Linked DNA regions of Mus musculus: regions 2, 3, 4 and 5 are each linked to region 1. A link is a loop called in an ENCODE intact Hi-C map of the cell type or tissue named here. Cell type or tissue: gastrocnemius. All regions are shown on one strand. Links, peaks and the distances in the headings refer to the core of each region. The heading gives the core; the rest is flanking DNA. Region 1 overlaps Prdm2 (PR domain containing 2, with ZNF domain). Region 2 overlaps Prdm2 (PR domain containing 2, with ZNF domain). Region 3 has its middle 110 kb from the start of Mir7021. Region 4 holds the start of Prdm2 (PR domain containing 2, with ZNF domain). Region 5 has its middle 20 kb from the start of Gm52493.

Region 1 (6,384 bases), core at 761-5,760:
ATGACAATGTCAGCCAGTACTCGCTGAACTTCCGATGTGATCTATGCGTTACATTAAGCAGTTTCTTAAAGTATGATGGACATATGGATAAAAGCCCCACTGGATATCTTTGAGGCATATGTCCAGCATCAGATGAAGATGCAGAATGTGACCCCAACCCATCCTGAACCATCCCCCTCAGGATGCCTCCCCATGCACAGCATCACTTTAGACGGCTTGCCCTTGCCTGTCTCCCTGACTTCCTTCCTTCCATCCTGGCCTCCTGCCTCCCACACTCTAGCCGCGCACCCTCACCACTGAGCAACATCCTCAATGCCTCTTTACTTTATTTTGAGACACTTTCACAATGTGGTCCAAGGGGACTTCAAACTCTGAAATCCTCCTGCATCAGCTTCCTACGTGTCTGGAACTATATCTTGCACCACCAAGCCTAGCTCATTTTTAAAAACTTAGACAACACATTGGGCACCTAAGGCTCTGTGCTTCAGTTTTGCATGTCTGTGAAGTTCTGGGCATGCAGTTATAGCTCTGTCTGTCTGAATATGCTGTGTTTCTGTCCATCTGACCATGTGGGTGTAGCTTTGTCTACATGCTGCTCTATAATATGTGGAAACATGCCACATCTGTCTGTCTGTCTGTCTGTCTGTCTGCCCCACTGCTGACGCACAACTCAGATGTTTCCGGTGGGTCAGTGATGCTCCTGGCGTGGCACCACTGGAACTTCCTGTGTGGGTCTAGAAGCCATGGATGATGTACCTGTGCCAAGGTGATGCTGGCAGAGGCACTGCTAAGCCCAAAGGAGCCAGGAGGTCAGTTTTGGTGGCCACTAATGGCTGGTTCTCCCTGTGAGCCAGCGTTTGCCCCTTGCTTCCCTCAACGGTTCACACAGCCTCTGCGGCAGACAGCGCAGACGCTCATGCATCATGAAGGAAACAGGCTCAGAGAGGACTAACTTTTCCTGAGATCACAGGACGTTTAGGTCCTTCTCTCCTACACGCACATGGGCAGCTCTCCCTCCCTGGGCATAGTCACCTATGGTTCACCTCCATCCATGCCAGAACTCAGAGGACCAGAGTTCTGATGCACGTCCTACCCATCCAATTCCCTCTTGAAACAGGAGGGTGCGGACCTGCGTGCTATCATCTTGAGCTGAGATTCTATGTCTCAGATGTCCAAACCTTTCTGTACCTGTGTCTGGTAGGTTCTACAATGAATTGTGTCTCCCTGAAAGCCCTGCGTTGTAGTCAAATCCCTCAGTGTGAAGGAGCATGACCTTGTAGAGATGATTAGGGCCCATCATGTGCGGACATGGTAAGAAACAAGATACTGTCTACAATCCAGAAAGAGTGTCCTCACCAGAACCGACTGTAGCAATCCTGAAGGTTGTCCTCTGACCTCTACATACACGTGTGCATACACACAATGCTTTGGAATATTAGATTTGTTATTTGTTATTTCCTTACGTGTATACGAGGCACGCTGGTGACTACTACCCTCCCTTGACCTCCCTTGTCTCCTCCCACCCACCCCCCCTTTTCGAGCCCCTCTCCCACTAAGTTCCTTTTTAGTCTTCCTGAGTTGTTTTGAGACCCATTGAGTGTAACCAGGGCTGTCTGTGTGATTGTGGGTTTGAACCTCTCCACTAGAGACATCTAGTGGAGCTCACCAGTGGGTACTCAACTGACGGCACTAGCTCCCCATTTCCCAGAGTCTCCCAGTGGCCATCGCTTCAGCAGTGGGAATACAAGGGCCGTGCAACCTCCCTTCCATGGTTGAGGGTTGGCAGGCCTGGTGTGGGCAAGCATATGCACTGATCTCATCGCTGGACCAGTTGTATTACACAATGTTAAAAGAAGTCTCTTATTGCCTGAGTCTGTTTGGGATGCCATAGCAAAAATATCATCCAATGGGCAACATCAACACAGAATGGTTTGGCATTCTCCCCTCTGGAGGCCGCAAGTCCACCTTTACACATACGGAAGTTGAGACTTGGAGAAATTGACTTGTAGCCCTACAGCCAGTAAATGGTGAAGCTAGGGTTTGAACCCTGGTGGTCCAGAATCTTCTTGCTAAGCTATAAAACTCATGCCTGCAGAAGGCCCCGTGCTAGCCTGGAGGGTGCTTGACACACCATCTCTCCCGCTTACTCACTCACCCAAGATGTACCTGGACCCCACCCTCGGACCCAAGAGCCAGGAGATGGTGCCAGGGCGCCTCTGTCTCCTACCTGTTAAGGAGCAGACAAAGTGCCTACTCTTTGAAGAAGGGTCCCTGGAACTGAGTTGCTGCTGCAGCCTTGACCTTTCTGCATTGTCTGGTGATATAAGGGGCTGTTGATGAGGCGCATCGCGATGCCAGGCGGAGGCTGTAGCTGTATGGAAAGAAGAGCGCAGGTCATCAGCAGCAACCAGTTTGGGCCTCTGGCATCACTGAAGGGGCGGGGATATCTTTGCCGCCCATATCTCCCAGGCCCACGCAAGGTGGCACTTCCTGCATGTTCGTGCCACGTACCTGGAGGGGTGACAGAACTTCCTAATGGAAATGTCAGTCCAGGGCCCTTTGTGTTTTACTTTTAAAGAAGTGTTGGAAGAGAGATGATCCCACCCACTTCTTTTGGCACACAGACTGCTTGTGCCCAGCTGGGCTCCCACCTCCTCTGGGAAGGCTGCCCTCTTTGCCTCCTGTGAGTGCACCCCACGCCTCATCCCCACTCTGGCTCCCCATTTCCGTCTCTGGCATCCCAAACTGCTATTGTGGGACACAGGAGCTGCTCTCCTCCTGGGGCACTAAGAGCTCAAGGTCATGGCTCCTTAGCTGCTGCTGCACCATTGGCTTAGCATGACAAGAGCCAGAATGGCTGTATGTGCCTGTAACCCCAGCAGCCCAGGAGGCTGAGGCAGGAGAATGGTGAGATTGGAGCTAGCCTGACTCATACTATTGACTGTGCTTCATATAGACCAGCTCTCTTCTTCATACAAGCGACTGACTCAGACTCATATTATCCTGAATTGACAGAAGGGAAAATGGAGGCACAAAGAGCCCAGGAGCCATCATCATGGGAAGCAGCATTATTTAACCAGGGCATGTGCTTGTCAGTGTCTGGTAGTATTTGGGTTGTCACACTGGAGGTGTGTGTGTGTGTGTGTGTGTGTGTGTGTGTGTGTGTGTCTGTTACACACACATACATACACATACTGCATATGTTAAGCAATGCTCAGGAAGTTATGAAACACCCCACTATGCACAAGGCAGCAAACAGCTATACAGCCAGAGTCTAACACAGTAGCACCCGCCCCTTAGCAACAAGGGATCTTCTCCAGGACACTCCATCCCCAGTGGGCGCTTGAAACTACTGAGCCCAGTACTGAAACAGTCCTGAGCTCAGTACACAGCATGGTTACACATACAAGCTGTAGTAAAGTTTGACTTAGAAATCAAATGAAGCCAGGCCTGGTGGCTCATGCTTGTAACCCCAGCACATAGAAGCTGAGGCAGGAGGATCACATGAGTTTGGGGTCAACCTGTGCAACAGATTCCTATCAGCCTAGGCTAGAATAAGATCGCTGAATGTTCTTTTTCTCTTAATATCTCACCGCACGTTCAGCTTCCCTCTGAGAAGCCTTGACAGCTACTCTCTGGCATCTGATACCACCCTTCCTTGTGAATCTACCCAACATTCAAAATCAGCCCCTAGACACAGAAGTCTTTGCAGGCCCCACCTTCCTCTCTAGGCGGCCCCTCTTCTCCAGGAGGCAGCAAACACAGACATTTCCACAAGGGGGCGCACCCTCTCCCCCGCCCAGGGTTTCTGTCCTAGTGTTTCCCAGCAACCTGCAGGAACGGCCCATTCTGTCATTACCCCTGGGCATCTTTGGCAGGAAGGGAAGACAATTTCAGCCACACTCCCAAGGCCTCTGTGAATTCCACATCCTTTCTCTCTGGATCCTCCACCCCAGCAGTCAAAAAGAGCAAATGATTCTATGTTCATTTCACAGATAAGAAAATGGAGACATGACTCAAGGACAGGGGCTTATTCTTGGGGGTGGCAGAGCCCAGGTCTTGCGCTCCCTGACTGTGGTGGACACCAGGTCACCACCTAGGTGACTGTCATGAAGTCTGGGGTTAAGACTCAACTGTGAGATAGACTCCTTCCTGCCTTGGGAGGTTGAGTGCCCACAGCAACTCTGGACCGAGTTGGTCCCCTGTTTAACCTAAGGATTATATGAGTTCCTGAGCCCCACTGCAGGTGATGACCACCTCAAGATCCTGGAGGTAAGCTTGGGGGGCTGAGGTCTGAACCTAGGGCTGACCCCAAGCCTGACATTTCTCAGCTAAGTCTCCCAGAGGGGACATCACCTGGACATTTGGGAAACCCCTTGAGTTCAGATCCTGACCTCAACTTGTGACACACATCATCTCTTTCTTGGTGACTGGTACTCTCTTGACATCCTGAAAGCCAGACCCACGGGGGTCTTCCTGTCCCCTCCTCGGCTGCTGTTGGAGGCTATCTGGTTCACCTTCCTCCCTCAGTCCCCCACCGTGGACACCTCTCTCCAGGTTTCCTGCCATGTTCCTTCCTCATGGGGCTTTTCCTGGCCACACGGGCCTCCCTCCAGTCTGTTCTGCAGATCTGTGATCTTTCCCCCAAAGGGCACACTAGACCACGACACCCCTTCACCGCACCTCTCCCTCCCACCACCCTCAGGACAAGCCTACTTTTTTTCTAAGGATGTACAGGATCCAGCTCTTCTGACCTCCTAGCCTACCTCAGTCGGTTCAGGGCTCACTGCTTCAGCTAACCCGGCCGGAGGGTTTGGTAGAAGCTGGGTTTGGACAGCTAAGAAACAGAGCCATGTTTTTAAGAGTTCCTTTCAAGCATCTGACTTCCCTGAGATTGAAGCTGTGTTGGGGGATGGGAGGGCTTTCTCTGTGCTTCACACGCACTGGCTCTGCGCAAGGGGGGTGCACCACCCGTAGCTTGCACAAGGTACCTTCCAGAAGCTGCACTTCAGGAAACAAAGTCCATAGGCCGCACACGCCATGCAGCCTACCCCAGTCTGTACGGACAGACGGCACAGTGCAGAGCGCCTTACCCACACCTGGCACTTAGGCAAGGCTCGGAAAAGGTGAGCAGGCAGGACACAACCATTCGACCGGGCAGCCATTTCTACTTCCTGTGTGTGCACTCTGCCAGGCTGTTCAGTCTATCAGGACTCTCTCCCTCTCAAGACTCCCCTTCCTTCCTCTGGATCTTCACTCAGATGCTTCCCTGTTAAAGCCTGTATCCGACCCCTCCGGGAAGATCTATCGGTGATTAATAGCTGCCGGAGGACATGGAGACATGCTATACGGTGGTGTAGCCACTGTCGAGGTGACAGTGATCCCGTACATAGTCCTCGCCCATACTCCTATCAGCAACTCTAATGACTCCCAATGAATGGGTCACAGAAGGGAGGGGGGAGGGGGAAAAAGAAGGAGGGGGAACGAGGGGGGAGGGGAGGAGGAGGAGAAGAAAAGACGACAGCTAGTTGGGAAGAGAAAGGGGACCAGTGAGAGTCAGAAAGGGAGAGGAGAGGACAATGGGAGACAAACATGACTAAATTACACTATATATATGTATCAAAACATCATCATGAAACCTATTATTATGCAATTGTGCATAGCTAATATGTGCAAATAACTCCCACCACCCCCAGCATCCAGGCTTCTGCCCTATGGCCTATAGAGGAACAGCTCTGTGTCCAAGGGAGCTGGGTTCTAGGGCTCAGGCCTCAGGCTGCCAAAGGGCTATGTTCCCTTTTCAGCTCCCAGGAATCCGTGTGAAAGGAACCCAGGTAAGACGGTTTGTACAGGAGAAATGGGAGGAAGTTCAGAAGAGTGAGTGTAGGGGGAGATGGGGATGGAGGGAAGTGATACAGGGGCACAGAGGAGCAGCCAGGAGCAGCCAAGTCTCAGGCTATCAGCAACACATGGTCCCCGAGGGAGTTAGTCTGCTTGTTTGTCCTGGTGACAGAGCCCCAGTGGTTACCACCAAGCCTTGGGGAGCAAGGGAAAAGGTTAGGTCACAACACCTGAGCTTTCTCGGGGACAGGGAACCTGAGACCAAGGTGAAATAAAGCCATAGCAAGAACTACAAAGACAACAACAACAAACAAAACCCTCAGAAGGGGGCTGGGTGTGGCCCGGTTGGCAGCTTGCTGGCAGCTATGGGTTCAAATCTACCAGCACATAAAACCCAACGTTCTGGTGCTGGGGAGGCAATGAGAAAGCCAAAGTCATCCTAAGCTACAGCAGGAGTTCGAGGCCACCTTGGGCTACATGAAACCCTATCCCAAAATAAATTAAGTAGAAGATAGGTAACTCTATCAAGAAGTCGTTTTAATA
Region 2 (6,384 bases), core at 933-5,932, 50 kb after region 1:
ATCCCACGTGTTCCTCAGTGACCAAGAGGTTAAAGATGAAGCTACAGCTAGAGCTCATGTGGCTTCACAATCACCCACTGTTAAAGCTGGAAAAGTGCACCTCAGAACAGTGTCAGACTGGGCCACAGTCCCACACCAGGGAGAGTGAGCCCTAGGTACCTCACGTCTCCCATTCCTTCCAGCAAACCCATCTGTGCAATGCCACTGATGCTCCTCCTTCAGGTAGGTATCTCTGTACACACACTGCGACTGCAGTGAAGTTCCAAAGCCGCACTCCCCACAACTGGGTTTAGTGCAGTGCCGCAGCGCTTGCTTATTAGCACCACAAGACCCGAGTCTCATCTCCAGTGCCACTAAACAAGCAAAGAAAGATTCATTAACAGTTATTACTTATGGTTAGCAAACTCAATTGCATTTCTCAGTCATGAGTAGGAGACAGAAATCAAGAAGGAAATAAAAATTCTCAATGTGGCCTTTTCTGTTCCATTATAATCTATACAACTCATACTTAAATAGCTGGAGACCTTCAACACTAAACCTTCCACTTTTCTACCTGAAAGCTTTAACCTGTCCAAACCAAGCCACTTCTGACATTCAAGCTTACAGAGGCTGCTCAGACATGCATACGATTCAGCAGAAATAGAAAGCAGAGTTCCAGTGAAAAATGCCTAGTGCATGTACACCTGCAACCACGGGAAACACTGCATGCTCCTTGGTCAGGTACAATATGAACTGCCATCTCAAAGCACTATGTACTGTTCTTCCTTTATACATTGTCTGAGTGTTGGCTGAGGGCCAGCCAACCCCTCAAACACTGATCACTGCCTTCCTGGTGTGCCCATTTCCCCCAAGTCTAGGTTACCCAAGGAACTACACAAATGGCCAGAAAGTCCAGCACATGGCAGGACTTAACAAACATTAATGAGAGAAAGAAACAAACAAAAAGAGAGAGGGAAAGGGAGGGAGCAGGGAAGGAAAGTAGAAAGGTAGGTAGGTAGGTAGGTAGGTAGGAGGCAGGTAGCAGACACAGGAACCAGGGCTTCTAACTACCTAATACACCCAAAAGTCCTTATGATCCACCAACAATCTGATGATGAGTTCTGAAAGGTCCCTCTTGGCAACACACAGCTGCCATGCAAAGGAGCTAAGGTCCAGAACCGTGAAGAACTCAGTCCTTTGTTTCCAAAGTACAAGGTTATGCCAAATATCAATCTACTAGACAGCTGTAGATTCCCAACATCTGGCTTTCAGAAATAGTCCACACTGTCTATGAATCAATTTACTTTTATTCTCTCTGATACTATTATTTAAAATGTCTAAAGTTATACAATATAAAAAGTTCTGCCTTCAGATCTTACAAGCTGTTAAGTTAGATTTCACAGCATAATTTAAAAGGCTTGATTCATTAAGTTCTCCAAACTCAAGGTCACAGACAGCAAACAGGCCTTTTCTGAGATAAGCTGCCTAGAGAAGAGAGGCTATATGTTCTAAGAATGAACTCCACACGAGTCTTTTCATTAAAGCTCAACAAAGACTCAGTGAGCTGTCTGCTACTCAGACTCTTTATCAAAATAATGGGGCAGAAAGAAATATAATTACTGCCAAGTGGTGGTGGTCCATGGCCTTTAATCACGGCACTCTGGAGGCAGAGGCAGGCAGAGCTCTGTGAGTTCAAGCCTGGTTTACAGAATGAGTCCCAGGACAGGCAGGACCACACAGAGAAACCCTGACTCAAAAAAACAAAAACAAAACCAACAGACAGACAGACAAAAGAAAAGAAAAAAAGGGCACCAAACAATATAAAACCAGCAATCTTGCCACAAAATGTGTACATTTGTGTATCACTAATAAAACAAAAAGATTATTTTCAGGTTTTTCCTCCACACTGAATTGAATTTCCACAGTAAGGACTAATAATAATAATAACAATAAAAATAATGAAACAGTTCTGAATACACACACCAAAGTTTACACAAAGCCAAGTATGACTACCATCAAATTACAGATCTGATAAAATGTCAGAATTAAGTATAGCTGCACAGTTAAGAAAGTCCCCATATCCCCTAGTTTTCAGCCTCCACAAGTCATACCTTCTCTAGGAAGGCTGGTAGCATGACTCTTGCTTACAAATATACATTAAGTACAGAAACAAGGCAAATAATGGCGTGGAATCAAAATGCTGAGCCTTGGCCCAACAAAACCTCAATGTAGAGTTAAAACACTTGAGAGAGGGCTGGAATTTTCTGGACTCTTTCTTATCTTCTGACCCAGAATCAAAGTATTTACTGACCTAAAACAACAACTAAATCACCGTCAATAAACAGAAAAAATGTATTCAGCAAGCGACCCACCAGCCTTCCCTTGGGTGAGCCTATTTCACTTTGCTGTGAAATGCAAAGGATATGTAATTGAAAAGTCACAATGAGCTCATCAAATATGGCTTGAGAGTTTTCCAAAACCATGTTTATGCTTTTATTTATAGCCTCACTCCCACAAAATACAATGTCTGGGAAAAGAAAAGGCTTGTTCAGATTTACCAAGATCCAAGGGGAGAGCAAAAAACAAAAAACAAAACAAAAAAAACCCAAAGTTCTTATCAAAAGCGACCACCACATCGTGCCTTGGCCTGTATTCAAAGTAGACTCAAATAAAAGATCCCCAAATTCACATTAAAAGTTTTTCGTAAAAATATTCCAGCGACGTATCGGCATGCCAGCTGGAAATATGATATAGCCAAACTATTTTCCTACCCACAAATTATCCCCTCCCTTTTATAAGTGACTGACTACACTCTAGCTTCTGTTCAAAACATCTTTAACACAGATCTGAGGGGACGGCAAGCCTCCTAAACTTCCACAAAGCCCAACACATTCTGTGCGGCAGCCTACCTCCCTCGGTTCCCGGTGCACCCCATCTTTGTCTCTCCCAGGTCCGGTTCTCCCTTCCCGTCTCCCTCCTCTGCCGCGTCCTGCGCTGTCAGCCGGGCCGGAAGGCGCAGGCGGCCCTCCCTCGCGGCGCGGCCAGCCCTATTCCGGGAGCAGGGCCGGGCCCGCACTCGGCGGCCGCACGCGCACTTCCCGCCGCGCGGGCGCTCAGGCACAAGTTCGCAAACAGCCCGAACGCGCTGGGATTGCCGTGATTCAGCAGCGGGCCGGGTGGAGACGGCGGGCAGAGCCCGGAAAAGGTCACCGCGACGCTACGGGCAACGCCCGGACCTCGACCCTTACTTAGGCCGGCGCGGGTGCGGCCCGGGCCCGGCGGCGGCGGCGGCGATTCCTACCTCTCCGGCTCTTCGGGGAGCTCCGCTTGCTCCGGGCGCTGGCTCGCTCTTCCTCAATCGCAGCTGCTATCTCGGGGTTGTCTTCCCCATTGTACCAGACCAGGAGCTCCTCGCCAGGCGCGATTGGCTACCAAAGAGAAGAGACAAGGGGCAGACCAATCAGAAACGCGGTTGTTGGCGGGGGCGGCACGACAGCGGGCAAGAGCGGCGCGCCGACCGCAAACAGCTGTCGGGAGGGCGCCGCCGCCGCGGGCACGCGCGGAGGGAGGCGGGGCCAGGGCGCGCGCGGGGAGGAGGCGGACCCTACGACGTAGGCGGGGCAGAAGGCGGAGCCGCGGCCAGGGCTAGCAGAAAATTCCTTGGCTGGCAAGGCCAAGGCAGGGCGCTCCGGACAAGCAGGACAACCTGGCAGCTTGTCACAGAGGCTCGCAGGAATGCACGCACCGGCTGATCTGGGCCTAGTGCTCAGCCTCCATCAACAGATTCTTTTTTATTTTTTTCGAGGTAGGGTTTCTCTTGTGTTGCTCTGCCTGTCCTGGAACTCACTCTGTAGACCAGACTCCCTCTGCCTCCCAAGTGCTGGGATTAAAGGCGTGTGCCACCACCGCCCGGCCATCAATAGATTCTTACAGCTAGTCCCAAGCCTCATGCCAACAAAGCAAAAGAGAAAACATGAGACCATTTTGCCCATGAAATTTCATTGAATGAGAAATGTAAAGTGCTACTAAGCAAATGGCATGAGAGCTAGCAGCATACGTTTTAGATTCCAAGCACAAGTTAAGCAGGAACGTTGTGCACCTTTATCCATGCACACAACCACTATGTTAAGTATTTTAAAGCTCTGAGCTCAGAGCCTAAGATAGCATTCTCAATGCAGAGTCATCAAAGTAGCGCAGGCCTCTGAAAACACATCAAGAGTGTATATCGCAACTTCTAGTTACAGAAATCCTAAGAATACCTTCCATGAATTATGCTCCTAAAACATTAAATTCTTCACAGTCACACCATCATATAACTACACCTGCAACATCCTGAAGAAATATTTTGAGTAGAAAAGTGAGGCCTAAACAGAACTGGGAAGGTAGCTAATAGTTGTCTTTCATTGTCAGGAACCCATCTGTTCAGAAAGTTCAAGTAAAGCCCATCTAAACCCACATGCTGACACCGATGATCACAGGAAGAGACACACAAAAGGGAATGTTTTTGCTTAGTGTAGAATGAGTGGGAATGAGGCAATTAAAATAACCCATATTGCAATCATCAACACAGATTGATCCAGACAAGGCTCCCCAGTGGACCTACTGTCCTTGGGTGAGTGTGAGAAGTATCAGAACATTTGCTTCCTGTCAAAGCCTCTGCCCATAAACAGCTATCAGCCACAGATGGAGGAAGAGTCTTTATAATGAGTCAGATGGACAGCCCCTGCCTCCTGAGACCACGCAGAGGACAGAGCCCGTCTTGGATGCCCAAAGGCATAAGTGGAATCTAATCAAAAGGAAGGCCAAACTGAGTCTCCTCAGAACTGAAAAGTTATCAAAGACCAAAGTAACTGCCCAAGCCTAGGAGACAAATGAGAGCCAGAGCTCTGTCTCCAAGGATGTGACTGAGTAGGCAGATCAGCTGATAGAATACTGCCATGGTGCTGGCTTCCTCGTGTGCAGCATACTGGGGCTATGGAAGAGTTTGGTCCTAGAGGTTTTGTTTGCTGTTTGTTTTGGCTTTTTGAGACAGGGTCTCACTCAACTATGTAACCTGGACTAGCCTGGGAACTCTAGTAGACCAGGCTAGCTTTGAATTTAAGAGATCCACCTGTGCTCTACCTCCCAAGCTCTGGCATTAAAAGTGTGTACACAACACTCAGTCCTTATTTTTGTTTTAAAGCAGAAATTCAAACAGAAATGTTCAGTTTAGACAGTGTGATGGTTTGTATATGCTTGGTCCATGGAGTGGCATTATTAGAAAGTGTGGCCCCATTGGAGTAGGTGTGTCATTGTGGGTGTGAGCTTTAAGACCCTCTCTCATCCTAGCTGCCTGGAAGCCAGTATTCTGCTAGCAGCCTTCCTTGGGGCAAGAGCCCACCCAGCTAATTTTAGGTTCAGGCATGGTAGTACAAACCTTCAACACCAGGAGGCAAAGACAAATAGATCTCTGAGTTCAAGAATAGACTGAACAGAGCAAGCTCTATGCGAGAATAAAAAAACAAAACACAAACTTAAATCCAGGTTTGGTGGACTACAACTTTAATCCCAGTGTTTAGGAGACAGACATGAAGATCTCCAAGTTCAAAGTCATGTACAGAGAAAGTTCCAGGGCAGCCAAGCTTAGGTAGTAAAGGAGTTGGAAAACAGAAAGCTGGTGATAATGTAATAGAACAAGGGGGCCATGTTCCAACCCCTGCAAGCAGCAGAATTTGGCAGCTTTGGACACATGGCTCTGGCTTGAGAGTCCAGAATAGAAAGGAATACTGGGACAATTGAAGCTGGTTAGCTGCAGCTAAAAAATTAGTGGTGATTAAGAAGAGACCAGTACCAGTCAATGGTGGCACATGCCTTTAATCCCAGCACTTGGGAAGCAGAGGCAGGTGGATTTCTGAATCGAGGCCAGCCTGGTCTACAGAGAGAGTTCCAGGACAGCCAGGACTACACAGAGAAACCCTGTCTCAAAACAAAAACAAGAGAGAGAGAGAGAGAGAGAGAGAGAGAGAGAGAGAGAGAGAGAGAGAGAGAGAGAGAGAGAGAGAGAGAGAACACAGCATCTCTGGTCTTCTGGGAAATCTTCTGGGAACTATTTCTGAGAGCTCAAAGAAGCTGTGTTCTAGAGATAGTCAAGGTTGTTTTTCATAGTACAGCTGAACTTGGTATTGTGTAAGAGTCACCCAAATGGTACTGGTTTTGAAGGCATGAAGGGGTCATGAAGAGCAGCTGAGGCTAGGCACTGTGAGAGGCCAGGGAAGGCCATGGTGAAGGTACAGCTTCAGTAGCAGTTAATGGCCCAGGACTAAAGGGGGTCATGCAAGGAGTTGAGACTTGGAATCATGAAGAAAGCCTATGAGAGGCTATTGGTGAAGCCTAGCTGCAGCAGAAGACCCCAGCGTATTGGAGGTC
Region 3 (6,384 bases), core at 518-5,517, 85 kb before region 1:
AGTTCTTTTCTGTCTGTGTCTGTCTGGGGTCCTAATGGTTACTGTGCTTGCCTGTCTGTTTCTTCCCTAGGCTTGAGAACTTTTCCGCTATAATTCAATGAATGAATAGGGGTTCTATGCATTCATATTTCATCTCAATTCCTTCTTCTGGCTTCTTGGGTTGTGTTCTGAGTGTATGTGAGCCTCCCACATCAGTCTCCTGAGTAACACAGTAACACACTTGCACACAATTGCATCTGATCTAACCAGAATAGCTTTTAATTTATTTGGTTATAGGTTATTAATTATATAATAGATAGTAGTTTATGTATGGTATATTTTTGCCTTGGGGATCATGCAATCTGAGCAAATGCTCTACTATTGAGTCCTATACTGTTCTGCTATTAAATCACATCCCCAGCCCTTATGTAATAACTTAACATTAATTTAAAGGTTATTGAAGAATGAACAACCCTAATCACTATTTTTTTGAGCATATGTCAAATTGTATCAAGCTCTGTGGTCAATTAGCTAATTCAACTTTCACGTTAGGACGCGAATATTCTTATCCCACTTTACTGATGAGAAAGAGACAACCCCAAGAGGTTAATCAATCAGTTCAAGGCTGCAGAGGTGGCATGCAACAGGACCGGGATTAGAACCGGGGTATCTGATTCCAAAGCCCATGATGATGTATACTGTCTCGTCTGCCACACTCAAAGAGTCAGAGCAGGAACCTTTAAGCCCAGAAATTGGGGAGGGGAGGGGAGAAAAGAGAAAATGAAGGGGACATGAGATCCTTCATATAGGAAAATCTCCAAAGCATGGATGGAATTTTAAGAGAGACGAGAGGAGATAAGCAGCTGGTATTTACTTAGAAAATGCTATAATTGCTGGCATAATAGACTCAGCCATCAGGAGCTAGAGGCATCGCCGTCAACACAGCATCCAGCACAAAAGGACCAGTGTGCTGAAGATACGCCTGGCCCGGCTGGGAGGAGATGTGAGCCCCTTGGACACATCATTCATGCAAGGAATGACCAAGAACACAGGCAGCAACATCCCTGAGGAATCCCATCCCCCAAAACACTTCTCCAATACCTGCTACCCTGCCCACACCAAGCAGAGTGCCCTAGAGAATGAAGGAGATAGAAAATAAAAACGTATACTCCTCCTTAGCCCCCTTCTTTCCTCCCTCACTTCAGCTTCCAACCTGTGCTTAAAGCAGATTGATTCTCTTAAGAAGAGCCCAAATCTATTTCAGTTGACAGGTTCCTCTGAGATTTGGGTATCCCTGTCTGTTTGACCCACCAATCCCCACTTCTAATGACCACATCTCTCTCTTTGTTCTCTCTCTCTCTCTCTCTCTCTCTCTCTCTCTCTCTCTCTCTCTCTCTCTCTCTCTCTCTCTCTCTTTCTCTCTCTCCCCTCTCTCTGTCGCAGTACACACGTTGGGGGGTATCAAAGGATAACTATGGGAGTCACTTCTCCTCTTCTACCGTGTGAGTCCCAGGGATTCAGCTCTGATCATCAGGCTTGGCAATGAGAAGTCTTACACACTGAGCCACCTCACTTGCCTTAAAGACCTTTGAGAATATCCCTTTTCTTTGTTTTGTTGAGCCAGAGGTCTCACTATGTAGCCAAGGCTAACCTCAAATTCATGGTATGTAAGTGCTAGGATTATAGACATGCACTACCAGGCCTGGCATCTAAGGAATCAGTAAAACAGCTGTGCAGACCCTGCCAGGCCCCTGCTTCCTTTAGCCCAGTGGCTTTCAAGCTTCCTAACACCAAGACCCTTTAATACAGTTCCTCCTGTTATGGTAAACGTCACCATAAAATTATTTAGTTGCTCCTTCATAACTGTAATTTGCTATTGTTATGAATCATAATATACATATCTGATATGCAGGATATCCCCAAATATGGATATGTGACTCCCAAAGGGTCATGACCCACAGATTGAGAACTGCTGCTTTAATATCTTGTGATGGGCTAGAAACATGTCTCCACAGGTGAAGACATGTGCTTGTGTCCAAGTTTGTGTAGCCTCTGGATACACATGGTGGAGAAAAACCAACTTCCAAAAGTTGTTGCCTGACCTCTGCATGCATGTCATTACATGTATGCACAGACACACACACACACACACACACACACACACACACACACACACATGCACACACGCTAAACAAATAAATATAATTTCAAATTTTTTCAGACATCTTGCTGACATTGATGTACATTGTGATATACAAGTCTCTGCAAATGAGCTCTGGTTTGTCTATTTTACTGTAGCTACAACAAGACCACAACAGTCCACCTACACAAACATTCTCTCTCCCTCCCCCGATTCATACTCACTCTCCCCACCCCAGCCCTGGAAACCTCCAGAGCCTCCATTCATGTCCTCATCAAGTGAGAACTGCACCCTCATCTCTGCCCCTCAGTTTTCTCATCTAGACAATGGGTGCTGGAAAAGCAAACCGAATCCGTGCAGACAGGAGCAGGCACTGATGCTGAGTGCAGGAGGACCCTAAGTGGCCTCATAGCTCAGTGACGTTCAAGTCGCTCAGCATCCTAAGTTGCTCACACTCTGTGTTGCAGGCAGTCCTGTCAAGGCATGTCTCTGAGGCTCCCCGAATGGCTGCTTCCCCTGACTCTTGCCCTCATTACGCGTTTCTCCCATATACGCTCCTTTAGTCCCACCTGCCTCCTCCTCACTGTCCCCCAGGTGCCCCCAGGGCCTTTGCACCTGCTGTTCCCATTTCCCAGAATGTTCTTCCCAAAAATCCACCTGGCTTCCTTCTCCGAAACCCTAAGTGTGGGGCACACAGTAGGACAGGGGAACATATCTCCTTTGTGTGTCGATCACTCCAACATAGAAATTTTGATCCCAAGTTTGGACCAAGTTATCATCAGAATTGTTGAGAAGAGGCAGGACAGGGAGTCCTAACTTACACCATTGAAGGTATAAACTGAAGTTTCCTCTGTATTGTCGGGCCTCGGAGGAGCTAGCAACAAAATCCTCTGACACATGTCCAGCCATTAGCCAACACCTGCAAATCCATGTGTGGAGCTACACCCTTCCGAGTGTACTCAAGGGCTCACAAAGACCCAGAGCAGCCCTGAGAGAAGCCCAGCTGGCTTGAGAAACAACCTGGACTGCTCTTGGTCAGTGAGGCATCCACACTATTGTGCTATGAACACTAGAGGGCGGTGGAGCTGCACGGAGCGTTTTGAAAAACCTGATTAAGGGTCTGAGTTTGTTTCTGATAGCTGGGAAGATGCACCTCAGAAGAGCCTGGAGGCTGACTCCAGCGTTGCCAGGATATAGCTATAGACACACACACACACACACACACTACAGTACACATAACATGCATCAGGTGACCTGGACTAAAACCCTGCTCCACCTACCTATGTAACTCTGAGCAAAGCTCTCGCTGCCTCAGTTTTCCCCTCTGCTCTCCTTGAAGAGAGTGCATGAGAACTAACTCCAGTCTAGGGTACAGGGCAGAGGAAAAGTGCTTAGCACACATATGAGGCCTGGGTTAATACCCCAGGTTCCTGCCTACCTGCAGGCAGTTCAAAATAATGCTGAAGAATTCACAATGAGGTTTAAATGAGAAACCTATAGGCTCATGTGTATGAACACTTAGTCCGCAGATGGTGGCGCTATAATGGAAGGTTCTGGAACCTTAATGAAGTGTGCCACTAGGGCCTTGAAGTTATAGTCTGGATCCTCTTCCTGCCTGTCCTCTGCTTTCTGACTATAGGTGTGAAATGACCAGTTACCTCACATACCTGCCACCATCCCTTCCCACCATGACAGATTACATCCCCTCTAGCTGTAGCCAAAAGAGGCCTTTCCCGCATTGAAACTGATTTTTGTCAAGTATGCGCTCCCAGTTTTAAAAGATCTAACATGCACCCAGTGTGTCATCAAGGGGTTGGTATCCTGGTGGTCTCATTCATCTTTGTTTAGTTTTATTTTGATTGGTATGTCTGGGTGCTTTGCCTGAACATGTGACTGACCACATGTGTGCAATGCTCAGGAACCCAGAGGAGGGCGTCAGATCTGGAGTCACGGATGGTTGTAGGCTGTCATGTGGTTGCTGGGAATTGAACCAAGGTCCTCTGGAAAAGTAGCCAGTGCTCTTAACCATTGAGCCATCTCTCCAGCTCCATAGGTGAGAGGTGACAATCAAGGCTAACCATCACATATAGAAAACTGAACAGAGTGCCTGCAGCTCGGGAAGGGTGTGCATTGGCCCCTGTGCTCCATGGCGTCTATGTCTAATGAAAGGCTGATTTGATGAGGTAATCTCCTCAGGGGAGCAGGAGGAATTGAATGTGGTCAGGTACTATAGAACCTATACAAAATAAAAGACTTAGGGGCAGATGAAGTCAGAAAGGTACAGGAAGTGGTGCTGTATAAAAGGACAGCATGTGCAAAGGTCCTGAGGTATGCGAAGGTGCTACCATGTTTAGTGCCACCCGTAGGACTAACTTGATTGATTCCAACATGCCTGCCCTATAAGGATTCACTGTAGTGGAACATTGTCTGGGCTGTGCTGGGAACTGAGGATAGACACACCTTGTTTCTTGTCATCCTACAGTCTGCTTCTCGTAGAAAGTGGCGCCATAGTGCTGTTTTTAATGCATTCGGGATGCTGTTGCAAAACTGTCACAGACCGAGTATACTAGGGTAAAGATGGCATGAGTGTGGGGTCACAAGCTGGTGCACAAAGCCCCAGCTCAGGGGATGAGTTGAATGTGGAGAGAGGCTGTGGTGGGTAAACCGGTTCCGTATTGAGAACCTCCAGGGGACACAGCTGCAGTTGCCTCCCTTGCTTGTGCTGAGCAGCAGGAGATGGCTTCTCCAAGAGATGCCTCTAGAAACATCCACAGATCTCATCTCACAGAGGCAGCGCCACACCCAGGAGATAAAGTGCTCTGTATTAGTCAGTTATTCACTACTGTAACAAATGCCTGAGATAAATCAATTTAAGAAGAAGAATGGTGGGGCGTGGTGGCACGCACCTTTAATCCCAGCACTTGGGAGGCAGAGGCAGGCAGATTTCTGAGTTCAAGGCCAGCCTGGTCTACAGAGTGAATTCCGGGATAGCCAGGGCTACCCAGAGAAACCCTGTCTCAAAAAAAAGGAGAAGAAGAAGGAGGAGGAGGAGGAGGAGGAGGAGGAGAAGGAGGAGGAAGGGGGTTTATTGTTGGGTCCCGGGCTTCAGTCTGTAACCAACCAGTCGGGGTGCTTTGGGCCTGTGGCGTCATGGTGGGGACACATGGAGAGGACTGGTTCACTTCAAGGCCAAGTGTAAAAGAAGAGAGGAAGAAATCAGAATCTCACAAGGCCACTCCTCCCAGCCCCTAAGCCTCATGCTAGACCCTGACTCTTCAAGGTTCTATCTTCTCTCAGTGCCATCAGGGATTGAAACTAAATTCAACACTCTGGGGCCATATTGGGTCCCATCCACAGTGCCAAACTGACCATAAGCCATGCTTTCAAACTGTTCTCTGCCATTCCTGGGCATAGACTGTGATAAACAGAGTGGGAAGGTGAGAGAGAGGTAGTGAGGGAGGCAAGGAAAGAAAGATCGATTGAAGGACTTCAGGCAGAAGAGGGGGAGTCTCACAGTCAAGACTGACAGCGTATGAAGCAACACCCGCACCTCACACAGAAGCTCCAAGGAAGGAACTGACTTCTGGGGAAAAGGGGCAAAAGCAAACAGTGGTGAGCTGGCGCCCCCTGCAGGCTCCTGTGGCATACTGATACACATAGATAGGTAGGTAGGGGCTGGAGAGATGGCTCAGTGGTTAAGAGCACTGCCTGCTCTTCCAGAGGTCCTGAGTTCAATTCCAAGCAACCACATGGTGGCTCACAACCATCTGTAATGGGATCTAATGCCCTCTTCTGGAGTGTCTGAAGACAGCTACAGTGTACTTGTATACATACAAGAAATAAATCTTTAAATAGGTAGGTAGATAGATAGATGCATGCATATGAAATAAATAATAAATAAATGGATGTAAATTCTCAAGAGAACGCCAACTTCTATCATCCAGCACAGAGAGGCAGCCAGCATTTCACAGCCAGATAACCCAGGAGGAGGTAAATGTTTAAACAGAATGGAGTACTCTGTGTACTCAAAGTATGAGGCCAGGGAGCTCCCAAATTACTTCAAGGGTCCTAGAGACATAAAACACAAGTGGGAAAGAGACGAAAGAAGGACAGTACCAGAGAAAAGCAAAAAGAGAACGGAGAGAAACCCCACAAGTTCCGACGGCCGACACGTCTCGTACAATGACTAAACATACAAGTCACACACACGTAGTTTTACATTCTACATGTGTTCATATGTGTGTGCTTGTAAGGTCAACCTTGGC
Region 4 (6,384 bases), core at 860-5,859, 99 kb after region 1:
CAGTGTAAACAGGACATGGACCAAGATGCCACTAGTAAATACTACACGGAATTAAGGGAACACACACATGCTTATACCATTGCAATTACCAGGTTTACTATACACAAGGGCTCTGTGCACGCTCCAGGGAGGTGAGGTAGAAAGGAAAAGCATTCCTTTATTGCACTGAAATCATTTAGATATTCCTGTAAGTAAAACCACTCGTTACCAAATATGGCTCCAATAGCAGATTTTTTTCACATGTTGTATTTAATGGTGCATTCTCAATAGTATTTCACAGCCAAAACAAACAAACAAACAAGCAAACAGATAGGAACCACAGCCAATACCATCTCTACTTAGAATAATTAGAAATAAAGATTAGGAGACATATTTTCTCCCCCAGCAGAAAGTACTTCAATGACATGTTTTCCATGAAGATGCATTAAACTAAACATTTCAAAAGTAAGCCTTCTTTCCTTAGGACAAGTTTAGTGCATAAACCCAACTGGTTCTTTTTGGGGTTTTTTTTGTTTGCTTGTTTTAAAAAAAGAAGGAAAAAAGTAGTTTAGAAAAGTACAGTTTAGCCAATCTTCAAGGAGTTGCTTCAAGTCTCATTTTCTGGAAGAGTTATTTCTGTGCTATTCAGCATCATGGACCAAATAATTAAATTATGCATCTACTCTATGCAAATGTATTTAAATTTTATAATAATTTAATCTGCATACTGGGAATGCTGATCCCATGTCATGAAAACGTCATAATCTCCAGCCTACCTCACACTGCCATGTTTCTTCCCATAAAAGGACGTCAATGTTCAACTACAGAGAGTTACTCTATAACCACAAAAGCAAAAGCTAGAAGAAATTTGGATGGGAAGACAATTCCCTTCTTCAAGGTCTAACCCATAGCATCTGTCCTCAGAGTTCTTGGAGACACCACAGCTGCTTCTGTGATTCAACCATCCAACAAAGGAAGTTTCATTTAATGAGCTAGTTTAGAATCATTCCATTTTGTCCCTCCATGGCAATGTCTGGTGACTTCACAGCTTGTCATAACTAAAGGAGGGACCACTGCCACTTGTGGGTGGATGAGGGGAGCTGCTTAAGCATTCCACCATGGACAAGAGTGACATCCCCAAGAAAACTAATCCAGCCCACACATCAGCAGTAGAGTGGCCGAGGAACATTGTTAACTCACCATGCTATCCCTACCAACAGACTCCAGTTTCCCCTGACCTGCTCTAAGAAAATCATTTTTTTATAGCTCTAACTAAAAATTTCTAACTGCAAAAGGCAAGCACTAGGACATGACACCAGGCCCAATCCCAAGCACTGTGACTGCTAATAGGCAGCAATCAAACTATGAAGCCCTAAATGCATGTCAGCAGGAGCAGAAGTGCTCAGCAGGTGCTCAGCTGGTGATGTCCCGGTTGCATCTAGCATTCCCTGAAGATTCTCTGCAGGTGCTCTCTGCATGCAGGTCTGACATGCAGCATTCCCTGCAGATGCTCTCTGCATGCAGGTCTGACATGCAGCATTCCCTGCAGATGCTCTCTGCATGCAGGTCTGACGTATCCCCTCAAGGCCCACATACACTTCCACTATGGAGTTTGCTAGTGAAAGCTGCATATTTGCTGTTGGGTTTTTCCCCTTTACATATATTAAAACTAACACGAAACTAGTCAGAAGACATGAAAATAGCAAATACTCCACAGTGCTCTCCACCCTGGAGACTGTGATTTAACACACCCCTGAAAGGTGTCTAAGTCAGATCTAAAGTTGAAAAGATATCAGCATTCTGAAAAAAGAAAAAAAAATCCCATTAATAAATAAATAGCCAGTATAAAATAATCATCAAAAGGAACTGTGTGCAGATATGTGTGAGCTACAGACACCACAGAGAAATCAGGGAGGTTACTTCTTAGGTAGCTGAAACAAACAAACAAACAAAAAAAGATGTATCATCAGACACTACCAAAGCAGATTTTCCAGTTTTCACATCTTAAATAGTTGCAGAATTTTTAAATTCATCACAGAGAAAAAACTTCCGAAAATTAATGAAAAGAAATGTCAGACTTTAGAAGCCTTGAAAATCAATGTGGGATTGGTTAATGAATGATGGCCCATCCACATATCAGCCATTAAACATCAAATTGAAGAACAGTTAAAGACATAGAAACACACAACAGCATAATGAAAGACAAGCCTCATCGATATACACAACATATCAATTCTCTATAGACTATTATACAGAAGTGCATGCTTCTATAAATGAATGTATGTGAATAAAGAAATACAAGCAGGCACACCATGAGGGACTGACTAGTGACAATCTGCTACAATGTTAACAATGGCTATCTGAGGAGGCGGAAGTTTACAGGCGGTTTCTATTCCTTCTTTGTGCGCCTCTGTTTTCCAACTGTCTTCCAGTGCGACTGTTTTGCTGTTTTGTGCTTACAGAGCTAATACATTATTACAAAGTTACACCTTCTTATCCCGAGCACTGCATAGAAAATGTAAAACAAACCACCTCAAACCTCAACGAAGCCAAGTCTTCCATCAACAAACAGCGAACATTCATTGAGCATTCTCATTATGTCCCTGGTTCTAATAACTTTGTAAATGCATCGACGGCTTTTTTTTGGGGGGGGGGGGCAGGGAAGGGTCGAGCCCTGAAATAACACCAAATGCAGCTGAGTGTTGCTTCCAACAATGGATTTACAGCTCTCTTCCCATGGCTTGGAATAAAGGGGGCTTATTAAATGATCTCTGAAGGTTTTCAAAGCTATGGCGAGATTGCTCATGAAAAAGAAATTTCATCAAATAAAGTGTGTGAAAGAGAGCTTGGAGGGTGGCAGCTGCGTGCAATCTCAAAAACAGAACTCTATAGAACAGGAAAACAACAGAATAATGTCTCTCAGTTCCTCCTCTTAATATCCTAAAACCTCTTTTCCAATATCATCGTGGGCAGAATGATCCAACTGTAGTCTGTGCTATTGTAGGTAAAAGAAAAACAAAAACCAAAAAACAAACAAAAAACCATTGGGAGGTTGTCTTTGCTGTATATATTACTTTAAAGAATAACCTCGAAGTAAACAAAAAAACTTTGAGATACAATTTTAGTCATGTTCTGGGGACACTGTGTACTAGAAACAAACATTCCCGTGTTTCATTAAAGGGTCCTAAGGGCAAGGCACTGGAACTTGGCAAAAGGCAGTTCACGTGTCAAATACACCCAAATCCTCAATACATGAAATGCGGGGGGTGAAGGGAAACCCCATTTCTCTAGGTGTAAATTCCAGCTGGGTAGTAAGAGGCAACGGGGCTTCCCGGCGATCTGTGGGATTGTTTCCCCAGCTCGAGGCCCGACCTAACGGTAAGTGCTAGGCCATTGGCCGGTGCTTCACGCGTGGATCGTGGAAGAACACTGACCTGTTAAGGTCTATTTCGTGTCTCGCTCGTCACCCTCGGAGACATAGTAGATGGATCTTTTGACGAACGCAAACCAGTCCTATGTATGCTAGCGCACACCTGTGACACATGCACGTATGCACCAGTGGGTCGATGGGGGACACTCGAGGAGCCCACTGGCAGGTTTATAGCACACGGAAACTATACGGGGGTGAAAAACACAAAGGCTCGAGGCACAGAACCAACTCGAGGATTGCAGATGCGCTCGCACATTCAACCCGGGACACAAAAGAGCAGAGATCAGCGCAGCCCTGCGGATGGGGACCGCCCGGGGCCCACGTGCGCTCCCCGCCGACCCCGCAGCCGCGCACCCCGAGTCCGCCGCGCCGTCACCAAACGGACCCGAAACTTGGCCGCGGGGACTTAAGAGCCGCGGAGCGGGAGCCTTCGCGCCGCCTCGCGTCGGCGCCAGCGCCAGCCACCGGTTCCCGGCCGTTCGGAGGAAGCTCGAAGGGGGCGCGTCAGCCCGCCCCGCAATCCCCTTAGCGCCCGGCCCGGTCGCCCCCGCCGCGGTGGCCACACTCCTCACTGACACCAAGGGACATTCCCCCGAGGCCCGCCCGCCCTCCCCGGCTCCGCCGCTCCTCACCAGAGCGCGACGTGCCAACGCTTCAGCGAGCCCAGAGCCGCAGCCGCCGCCGTCGCTCTGGCGCCCGCGGCCGCGCCGCCGCCATCTTGGCTCCGGCCGGAAGTGACGTCGGCACGGCGCCCACAACCCCCGACCCCGACCCCGACCCCGCGCGTAGCTCGTGGCCTGCGACCCCGAGGAGCTCAACACGACGGTCAGGCGTGACCCCGGCGGACTGTGTCGCCCTCTCTGTCAATCACGGACTCGCCGCTCGCCCCAGAGCGTTATTACCTCGAAGGGAAGCCCGCGTCGCCATGGCCGGGCCAGCCTGACCACTATAGAGTTAGGGCTGAGAAACTCAAGAGTTGGTCAGAGAAGCCACCCTACTTCAGACGACCGCGACTGACTGGCGTGGTGGCGCACACTTTAATCCCCAAACTCGAGGCAGAAGCAGCCAGAGCTACATAGTGAATTCCAGGAAGGCAGGACCACACCCTTAGACCTTGTTTCAAGAAAAACAAGAGCAGAATCCACTCTGAAGGCCACTCACTAGACCACTGCCAGGCAAATAGACCGTTTAAATGGTGTGCAAAGGACCAATATAGCCACACACACACAAACCCGAAACTTCAGCAAAGCAGATGCAACTGAGCGGCTGTATTCATCCCTTACCAGGAGGCATTTGCTAACTGCCAGCTATGGGCCTAGGTCAGTGCCAAGGCTCTGTGGTACCCAGCATGGCCTTCATCTTGCCCTTGGGAACTGCACCACTATTTACAAACAAGTGAGCTGGAGATGGATTGGATTGAACTGGAGACCACTTCTGACATCCCAGAAAAGAGGTTTGACGGGAACATAGTTGCCAATCAATCTGAAGTTGTAGAGAGATGAAAGTTACTTGTCACATCTAGATGGTACCCAGAGCCATGAGTACTTCAAGATAAAGCTATCCTCTGAGAAGAAAGGAAAAAAAAAAAAAATCTAAGTGTAGTGGGCCGTATTAGTCCTCTGAGAAAAGGATCTGAAAAATAGATAATGTATTATGTTCAAATGTGCCTCCAAAACTTTGGAAAGACCAGACAAGCTCATCAAATGTACCTGTTGTTTAGAAAGTACGTCAATCAACGTGGATTGTGGTATACTCTGTAAAGGATTGGTGACATGGTGATTATCTCATCAGTACTGTTGACAGGTGAGGACAATGTCAAGTGTTGTCAAGGTCTGGATCACCACAGAGCCCGTGGAGAGAGGAAATAAAACCTCAAATGTTTGCTTATGTCTCTCACTAGTCAAGAGTTTACAAACCTAAGAGAGACATGCAAACTTGTCACTAGAATATACACTATTATGGTACAGGCTGCCACTGGAATTTGCACTCTTTATTTGATTAACACCTTACTAAGTATATGCATCAAAAATCATCTGAGGTAGCGTGGGAGCAAAAGGGAGACCACCACCTCATCTACCACCAAACTGCCATAGCCATCATTTTAAAAGAAAATCTACTTACCCCCTGGCATCCAATAGAATGCAAAAGGAAATATAGGGGATTTTGATTTTTGTCAAATCAAAACATGACATGGTAAAACCAGAGAACACCATGCCAAGAAGGCAGTGGCTGTTCTTCCTGTCTTTAATCTGATATGACAATGCCTTTTTCCCCTGGGGCAACGGTTTCAGATTTGATGTCTTAAAACAACAGAAATTTAATCTCCTGCAAATGTAGAGGCTAGAGTCCAAATCAGTATCAGTAGACTCAAGCTAAGGTGTCAGTAGGACCACACTTCCTCTGAGGTCTCTAGGGGAGACTGTTTCCTTCTTCCAGCTTCTGGTGACTGCCAACATTCCTTGGCTTGTCACTATGCCACTCAACTCTTCAAGGCCAACATCATCACACTCTCTTCATCTTTACATCACTTTCTCCTCTGTAGGTAGTGAAATTTCCCTCTGTTCTTTCATAATCTATACAGTTGCACTGAGGATACCCAGCTAAACCACAGTTAATCTCTTCATTGCTGAGTCATAGCAACAGAAGTTCTGCAAGAGGTAATGCTTGAGAATTCAAGGGATTGAGTTGAGGTCAGATGCTTAGTAACGATTATTTAGCCTACCACACTGAGTAAATCTTCGGTCCTTCTAAATACCACCTCTAACCAACCACTGTATACTTTTAATCTGTGTATTTTGTTTGAACATGTTTCAATTCTCTAAACTGTGATACTTCCCAGACTGAACGACACACTTTATAGTTCATCTGTTCAATTAAAAAAGACAAAGGCTATGGAGATTACAGTGAAATTTCATTAGTGATGATTAGCTGTGCGGTGTACTAAATACTACTGTTTTCCTTCTTTGAAATGATGA
Region 5 (6,384 bases), core at 705-5,704, 130 kb after region 1:
GGGGTATATATTTCTTTAGTCTACTTCCTGCTGATTAAAGTGCTTTTATCAACACTTAAAGGGCCAGTTCCTAGGGCAAGTCCAAGTCCAATCTTGGTTGTTTTCAGGATATCTAGCTTTTCTTTCTTTCTTTCTTTTTTTTTTTTTTTTTCTCTGTATAGCCCTGGCTGTCCTGGAACTCACTTTGTAGACCAGGCTGGCCTCGAACTCAGAAATCCACCTGCCTCTGCCTCCCAAGTGCTGAATTAAAGGCGTGTGCCACCACCAGCCGACCTAACTTCTCATCTCTTTGCTCCAGAGCATCTGACAGAGCACAGCAGCAGGGACGAGGAACACCAGCTGCTGCAGGAACCACAGCAGGGGGAGCAGCAGCCTCCATGGCTGCTCTGAGGTCCTCACATTTGTAACCTCTCAAGAGTGCCCAGATTTCTTTTATTCTGTTTAAGTCACAAAGAACTATGACAACATTTTAAATATGTAGATTTTTTTAGATTTATTTATTTATTTTACGTTTTTGTATGAGTACACTGTAGCAATCTTCAGACACACCAGGAGAGGGCGCCAGCTCCCATTACAGATGGTTGTGAGCCACCATGTGGTTGCTGGGAATTGATCTCAGGACCTCTGGAAGAGCAGTCAGTGCTCCTAACCACTGAGCCATCTCTCCAGCCCCCAAATATGTAGATCTTAATTTGGAGAGCCAGTTCCTTAATTTGGAGAGTAAACTGCTTGCAGGACAATCATGCCGCTCCTAAAGCACGAGACAAATCATAGTGATCGGCTGTGGGCAACCTGAAGCAGCACATACTGCACACCTGGGATTAAAACAAAAATGTAATCACATAACATTAGTTACTGGGTTTTTAAAGAAACCAAAATTCTCACTAAGCTCTTAAGCTTATGTAGCTAACACTTTAAGGACAGCCATCTATCTCTCCAGTCCACACTGGCTCTTTGTCTGACTTGTGGGTGCCTGCCAATGCTGCTATCTTGAACTTAGCTGCTTTACATGGTCTGTGATCCTCCATGAAGCAGTGTCTTGGAGAGATGAATACAGGACCTAAGAGAGGAGCGAGACTATGCATTAAGACTGGAGAGTATTTGTACACATGAGGGGTTTCCAGTGGGGCTCCGCTGCACATCAGTTTTGATATGGGAGGAACAAAGGGGCCTCCCTCCTTAGTGAGGATTTGAGAAATCACGTCTCCTGTCATTCTCAACAGAACTCAGAAAGAGCTGTCAGTCAGGACCTGTCTTTTCCATTTTGGTTCCTGGAGAGAAGATTTGTCAGAAAGGGAATGTTTTCCTTTTTATTTTTTTAGGCTCCAACCTGCTTCACGATTGGAAAGTCCTCATCTTTTTTGACATCAGATGGGCTTCCGTTTTTAAGCCTTGAGTTAGAGGAATGCTGTCTTGGATAAAAATATACCTGTGGGGAAGGGAAGGGAGAGTTTGCAATACAAAAAAAAAAAAAAAAAGTAGCCTAGTTCTAACCATGATGGGCAAGCAGACGATGACAGAGACAGCCACCTAGTGCACAGTCCCGATGCTCTAATTGTCTCAGATGAGACACCGTGGAGCAGAGTCATTATCCTGACAGCTCGGCCTATCTCTCAGACTATGGATGTCAAGAAGGCAGAAACTGGGAGTCAACTCCACGTCACAGGGAACGTTATTGTAGAGGTTTTTCTTCAAAGGGGGGTGGGTGGAGATAAGGATAAATAAAATTCATTTTCTTAGACTATGTAGGGGTAAGAAAATCAGAAAAGAATCTAAATTTAACTGAATTAAAGACTTATTTCCAAACTGGGTGGTGGTGGTGCACACCTTTAATCCCAGCATTTGGGAGGCAGAGGCAGGCGGATCTCTGAGTTCGAGGCCAGCCTGGTCTACAGAGTGAGTTCCAGGACAAAAACCCTGTCCAAAAAAAAAAAAAAAAGAGAAAGAGAAAAAGAAAAAAGAAAACAGATTTTTTTTCATACAATATATTCTGATTATGGTTTCCCTTCCCTCTACCCCCCCCACCAGTCCCTCCCCATCTGGATCTACCTTCCCCCTTCATTGGAAGACAAACTGGCATCTAAGGAATAATAACAAAATAATATTCAGATAAGAATAGGGCAAAGGAAACACACAGAAGGAAAAGAACCCAAGGGAAGCCACAAGAAACAGATCTAGACGACACAGTGACACACTTGTTTGCACATTCAGGAATCCAATAAAAACCCAAAGATGGAAGTCGTTTTATATATATATATATAATATTTTACATATTATATATATGTAAAAGCTGTAGGGTAAAAATAAATAAAAGTAAAATTAAAAAAAAATACAGAGTCCTAATGTGACATTATGAGACAAGTCACCTCCAAAAAAACATTGAGTTCTTTGTTGGCCACTGAAAGGAGACTTCCTTACAGATAATATTGTTTGATTTGCAAGTGATTAGCACGTGGAGATAGTTTCTGCATGAGTAATGGGGGAAGTTTCAGGTAGCTATTCTGGAATTTATTGTGTAAATCCTGCCGGCCTCAAAAATCACAGACACGCCTGCCTCTGCCTCGCAAGCAATGGAATGTAAAATGGTGGCCCCACGCCCTGCTAAATGCTTTCTTTTATAAGTCGCCGCCGCGGGGGTCGGGGATCGCGGTGTTTTTGTCAGAGCTGTAAAAAGGTAACTAAAGCTGGTGGCTTGGAATCCTGAACATGTCTTAGCTGTCACTTCCTCCACCTCCCCATTAAGGATGCACACCAAAATCTCCTTTACTTACGCAGCATTGGCTCCAATCTATTTTCCCTTACTGCTCAGCTGCAGATAGACCTTTGAAACCTGCGGAAAGTTCCAGACTTTCCAGTTATGACACGGTTTTGTGACCTCAGGCTACTTTATCGGTTTTCTCACTTCACAAGGTCACTGGACGGCCAGTGTCAGCATTATCTTGTTTTGTTTTCGAATTTAGCAGCAGAAATAACATTCATTTAATCGCCTTTTCCCTCTTCCTCCTTTCATCCTCTTTCTAAACATAAACATTGACAGCTTTTTAAATTTCCTGCTATTCTGAACTATTTTGTTCCTTTCTAATAGCAATGCCGTTTATGTAGACCATGGCGCCGCCTCGTGGCCAAGTGGGACAATTACATTTAATTTTTGGTTTTGTGGGTTTTTTGGAGGGGGTTGATTTGGTTTTGTTTAAGATGCTGAGGTGTGTTAGAGTTAAGATGACAGGAGATAGAATACGGAGGTTGCCTTTTAAAGAGGTAAAATCTCTTGTCTGACTGTCTGTAAGAGCTGAAAAAATTTCTGGGACACCCGCCTATCAGTGCTAAAGTCAGCCGAGTCCAGGACAGTTGGGGGTGAGCTGGTTCCTCTGGGCTTTTTTTACCCTGCCATGCTGCTTTGTACAGAGTGAAGTTTGGGGCCCATGCTTTAGATACAAGAAAGGATTATGAAAGGGCTGAAAGATGGTGCAATTTCCTGACAGGATTTGGCATGGGCTTGGGGGAGCGGGGGAGAGGTGGGGCTTGGGGGAGCCACAGATGGAAGACCTGAGGTGGTGCAGGGAGAGCCAGGCGGAGAACCCTTTAGGCTGAAGAGAGAGGACTATAAAGGATGTACACCAATCTTGAAGGTTGTACAGCTTGAGGGTGGGTTTTATCAAACGATTTTTCAGGGCTAGAGAAATGGCAGAGGCCCCAAGTTCAGCTTCCAGCACCCGACCTGGGTTGTTCACAGTTGCCTGTAACTCCTGCACTGTAAGGGTCCGAAAAGCGCTGAAGGAAGACCCCAGACTCAGTGCACAAAGACAGAGAGGGTTGATTCTATAGAAACGACCAGCAGGTGCGGGTCAACCATTCTCCAAAATGGCGACCTCAGACAAAGGCCCAAAGGCCTTCTTGTAGGGAAGCAGGGAAACTCTCTAGAAGGAGTAGGTAATCTGGAATGGGATTGGTAGGAGCCAAACAGTGACATTAGTAGAACTTTGATTGGCTACTATGTTAGTTAGTTCTGCTATATTTAGAGAGTGGGTTAGGTAATCTAAAATTTCATTGGTGGGTGCTGGGGAGGTCACAGGGGTCGGCTTCTGATTGGCTTGTGCCAGGAAGTCAGTGGTCCACAATCCTGCGTTATGAATGTTTAACTACAGGATGAGATAGGGCTGCCCAGCACACATTACCCACACTGGGGTAAGATATTTCCCCATTTTTGTGGTTATCCCCAGGCTATTCTTTGAGCGGGGGTGGGGGTGGGGTGGTGGAGGCAGCGGTGTTTATGATCTTGTCCTGGATTTTATGGTCTCTTCCTGGAGCTGGTTCCTTATGGCCTTCTTTTCAGTCAGGCCTGGTCCTTTTTATTTTTTGTTTTCGTTTTTTTGAGACAGGGTTTCTCTGTATAGCCCTGGCTATCTTGGAACTCACTCTGTAGACCAGGCTGGCCTCGAACTCAGAAATCCGCCTGCCTCTGCCTCCCAAGTGCTGGGAGGCCTGGTCCTTAAATGGAGACAAATGGGCTTTCATGTTGTCCTTTAAGTGCCAGTGGACTGGATGCCTTCTTCTGGTCTCTATAGGCACTGTACATATGTATGCATACATAAGTTAAAATAAAATATCAGTCTAGACATGGTGGTGCATCTGTTCGGTCCCAGAACTCAGGAGGCAGAGGCAGGTGACTCTCAGTAAATATGAGGCCAGCCTGGTCTACAGAGCTAGTTCCAGGACAGTTGGGCTACACAAGAAAACTGTGTCTCAACAAACCAAGTAAATAGGTTTTATTTGTATTTTATGCATACTTATGCTTTGCTCGCATGCTTGTTCTGAAGAGGGTGTTGAATTCCCTAAGACTGGAGTTACAGATGATTGTGAACTACCGTGTAGATATTGGGAACCAAACCTGGGTCCTCTGAAAGATAGCAATTGCTCTTAACCACTGAGCTGTCTCGCCAGCCCCTAAAATAAAAAGATTTTTAAAAAAGCTTTTATGTGGCCAGGCAGTGGTGGTGCATGCCTTTAATCCCAGCACATCGGAGGCAGAGGCAGGCTGATTTCTGAGTTCGAGGCCAGCCTGGTCTACAGAGTGAGTTCTAGGACAGCCAGGAAAACTCAGAGAAACCCTGTCTCGCGGAAAAAAAAAAAAAAAAAAAAAAAAACCAACAACAACAACAACAACAAAAAGCTTTTATGTTCCTTTCTGTACTTGTTTCTATCTTTGGCCATCCTCCCAGGATTCTAACAATGGTCAGGACTGCTTGCTGGCTTTTAGCTACTAGTATCCTTCAGCTTAATATATATATGTATGTATATATATATATTACATTTATTTATGTGTGTATGTGCATGTACATACATGCATTCATGTGGGGGGAGGGGTCAGAGGACAACTTTAAAGAGTTCATTTCTTTCATTATGTGAGTCCCAGGGATTAAAAGTCAGCTCACCAGGTTTGGCAGTGTCTTAGGGTTCCATGGCTGTGAAGAGACACCATGGCCAACGCAACTCTTATAAAGGCAAACATTTAATTGAGGCTGCCTTACAGGTCAGAGGTTCAGTCCATTATCTTCGATGTGAGAAGCATGGCAGAGTCCAGGCAGGCATGGTGCTGGAGGGGGGTGAAAGTTCTACACCTTATTGTGAAGCGAATCAGAAGACTGTCTCCCACGTGGCTAGGAGGAGGGTCTCAAAGCCCACCTCCGCAGTGACGCACTTCCTCCAACAAGGCCACGCCCACTCCAAGGAGGCCTCAAGTCTTTTTTTTTTTTTTTTTTTTTTTTTTGCGGATCAACCACTGTAGTTTATTACTCCAATGATTCCCACAGCGGGTTGCAAAGTCTAAGGCAGGCTGCCTGCCTTCCTGGAGGCACTTACCCCACCTCCCCCTCTGGGGGAACTCCACTTGGCCATGGACCCCAAAAACCTCTGAATTCATTTATTTAGACTTTTGGACATCTGCGTGTTTCCCTCTGAAAATGTTAAGAGCCGTGTCCCGCCCACCCCACAGCCTGTCAGTCCAGCCTGCAGAGAGATTCCTTGTAATTCCGAAATAAATAGAATTGGTAGCAAGTGAGTGCTGAGTGATGTCAGGGTGGCCCCAGCAGTCTCTAGAAGAGCACTGTGGGACAGTCTCAAGGTGTCTTCTGATGGGTGGGCACTGTGCAGCGTGTGGCAGTGTGAGGCTGCCTACAGTTTGTCCAGGAAGTTGTCCAGCGCTGGGATGTCCTCTTTCAGGCCCTTGCGCTTGCGGGTCTCAGCTACCGCTTGGCTGGGGCGGCTGCTGTTGTCAAAAGGATCCCCAAGCAGGATCTGCCAGTGGTCAAACACGCACTGGGGGAAGGCCTGGCCGCCAGTGTTGGATCACAGATCAGCGGTGAAGCCAAAAGACTCATTGACAGG

The links. Hi-C counts contacts between places; a loop is a spot of excess contacts. Peaks named below come from ENCODE experiments on the same cell type or tissue, not always from the same donor. Only the 100,000 strongest peaks of a DNase experiment are listed, where the experiment ranks them.
Region 2: a loop joins it to region 1, with 6 times the contacts of the local background. A loop is called at or near these places in 15 of 42 quality-filtered maps.
Region 3: it touches region 1 in a loop (2.2-fold over the local background); 7 of 42 quality-filtered maps call a loop at or near these places.
Region 4: a loop joins it to region 1, with 4 times the contacts of the local background. A loop is called at or near these places in 10 of 42 quality-filtered maps.
Region 5: a loop joins it to region 1, with 11 times the contacts of the local background. A loop is called at or near these places in 24 of 42 quality-filtered maps.

What each region holds. Positions count from the first base shown.
Region 1 is chr4:143,109,407-143,115,790 of GRCm38, forward strand. Prdm2 (PR domain containing 2, with ZNF domain) reads right to left here. Exons shown (of 10, transcript NM_001081355.3): 9 at 2,228-2,371. The coding sequence ends at 2,251. Among named protein-coding and RNA genes, the nearest start is that of Mir7021, 24 kb to the right of the region's middle. In gastrocnemius, for the core only: a CTCF peak has its summit at 3,772 (motif pointing right); a DNase peak (open chromatin) is centred at 3,790; H3K27ac peaks cover 724 bases.
Region 2 is chr4:143,158,776-143,165,159 of GRCm38, forward strand. It overlaps Prdm2 (PR domain containing 2, with ZNF domain), which reads right to left. Exons shown (of 10, transcript NM_001081355.3): 6 at 3,281-3,407. Among named protein-coding and RNA genes, the nearest start is that of Mir7021, 26 kb to the left of the region's middle. In gastrocnemius, for the core only: no CTCF peak of the experiment used is centred there; a DNase peak (open chromatin) is centred at 3,503; H3K4me3 peaks cover 2,433 bases; H3K27ac peaks cover 3,412 bases.
Region 3 is chr4:143,024,268-143,030,651 of GRCm38, forward strand. No RefSeq gene overlaps it. Among named protein-coding and RNA genes, the nearest start is that of Mir7021, 110 kb to the right of the region's middle. In gastrocnemius, for the core only: a CTCF peak has its summit at 3,194 (motif pointing right); DNase peaks (open chromatin) are centred at 2,696 and 3,191.
Region 4 is chr4:143,208,574-143,214,957 of GRCm38, forward strand. It overlaps Prdm2 (PR domain containing 2, with ZNF domain), which reads right to left and starts at 4,136. Exons shown (of 10, transcript NM_001081355.3): 1 at 4,042-4,136. In gastrocnemius, for the core only: CTCF peaks have their summits at 3,869 and 4,070; DNase peaks (open chromatin) are centred at 3,434, 3,886 and 4,141; H3K4me3 peaks cover 2,042 bases; H3K27ac peaks cover 1,999 bases.
Region 5 is chr4:143,235,853-143,242,236 of GRCm38, forward strand. It overlaps the pseudogene Eef2-ps2. Among named protein-coding and RNA genes, the nearest start is that of Gm52493, 20 kb to the left of the region's middle. In gastrocnemius, for the core only: a CTCF peak has its summit at 3,121 (motif pointing left); a DNase peak (open chromatin) is centred at 3,121; H3K4me3 peaks cover 599 bases.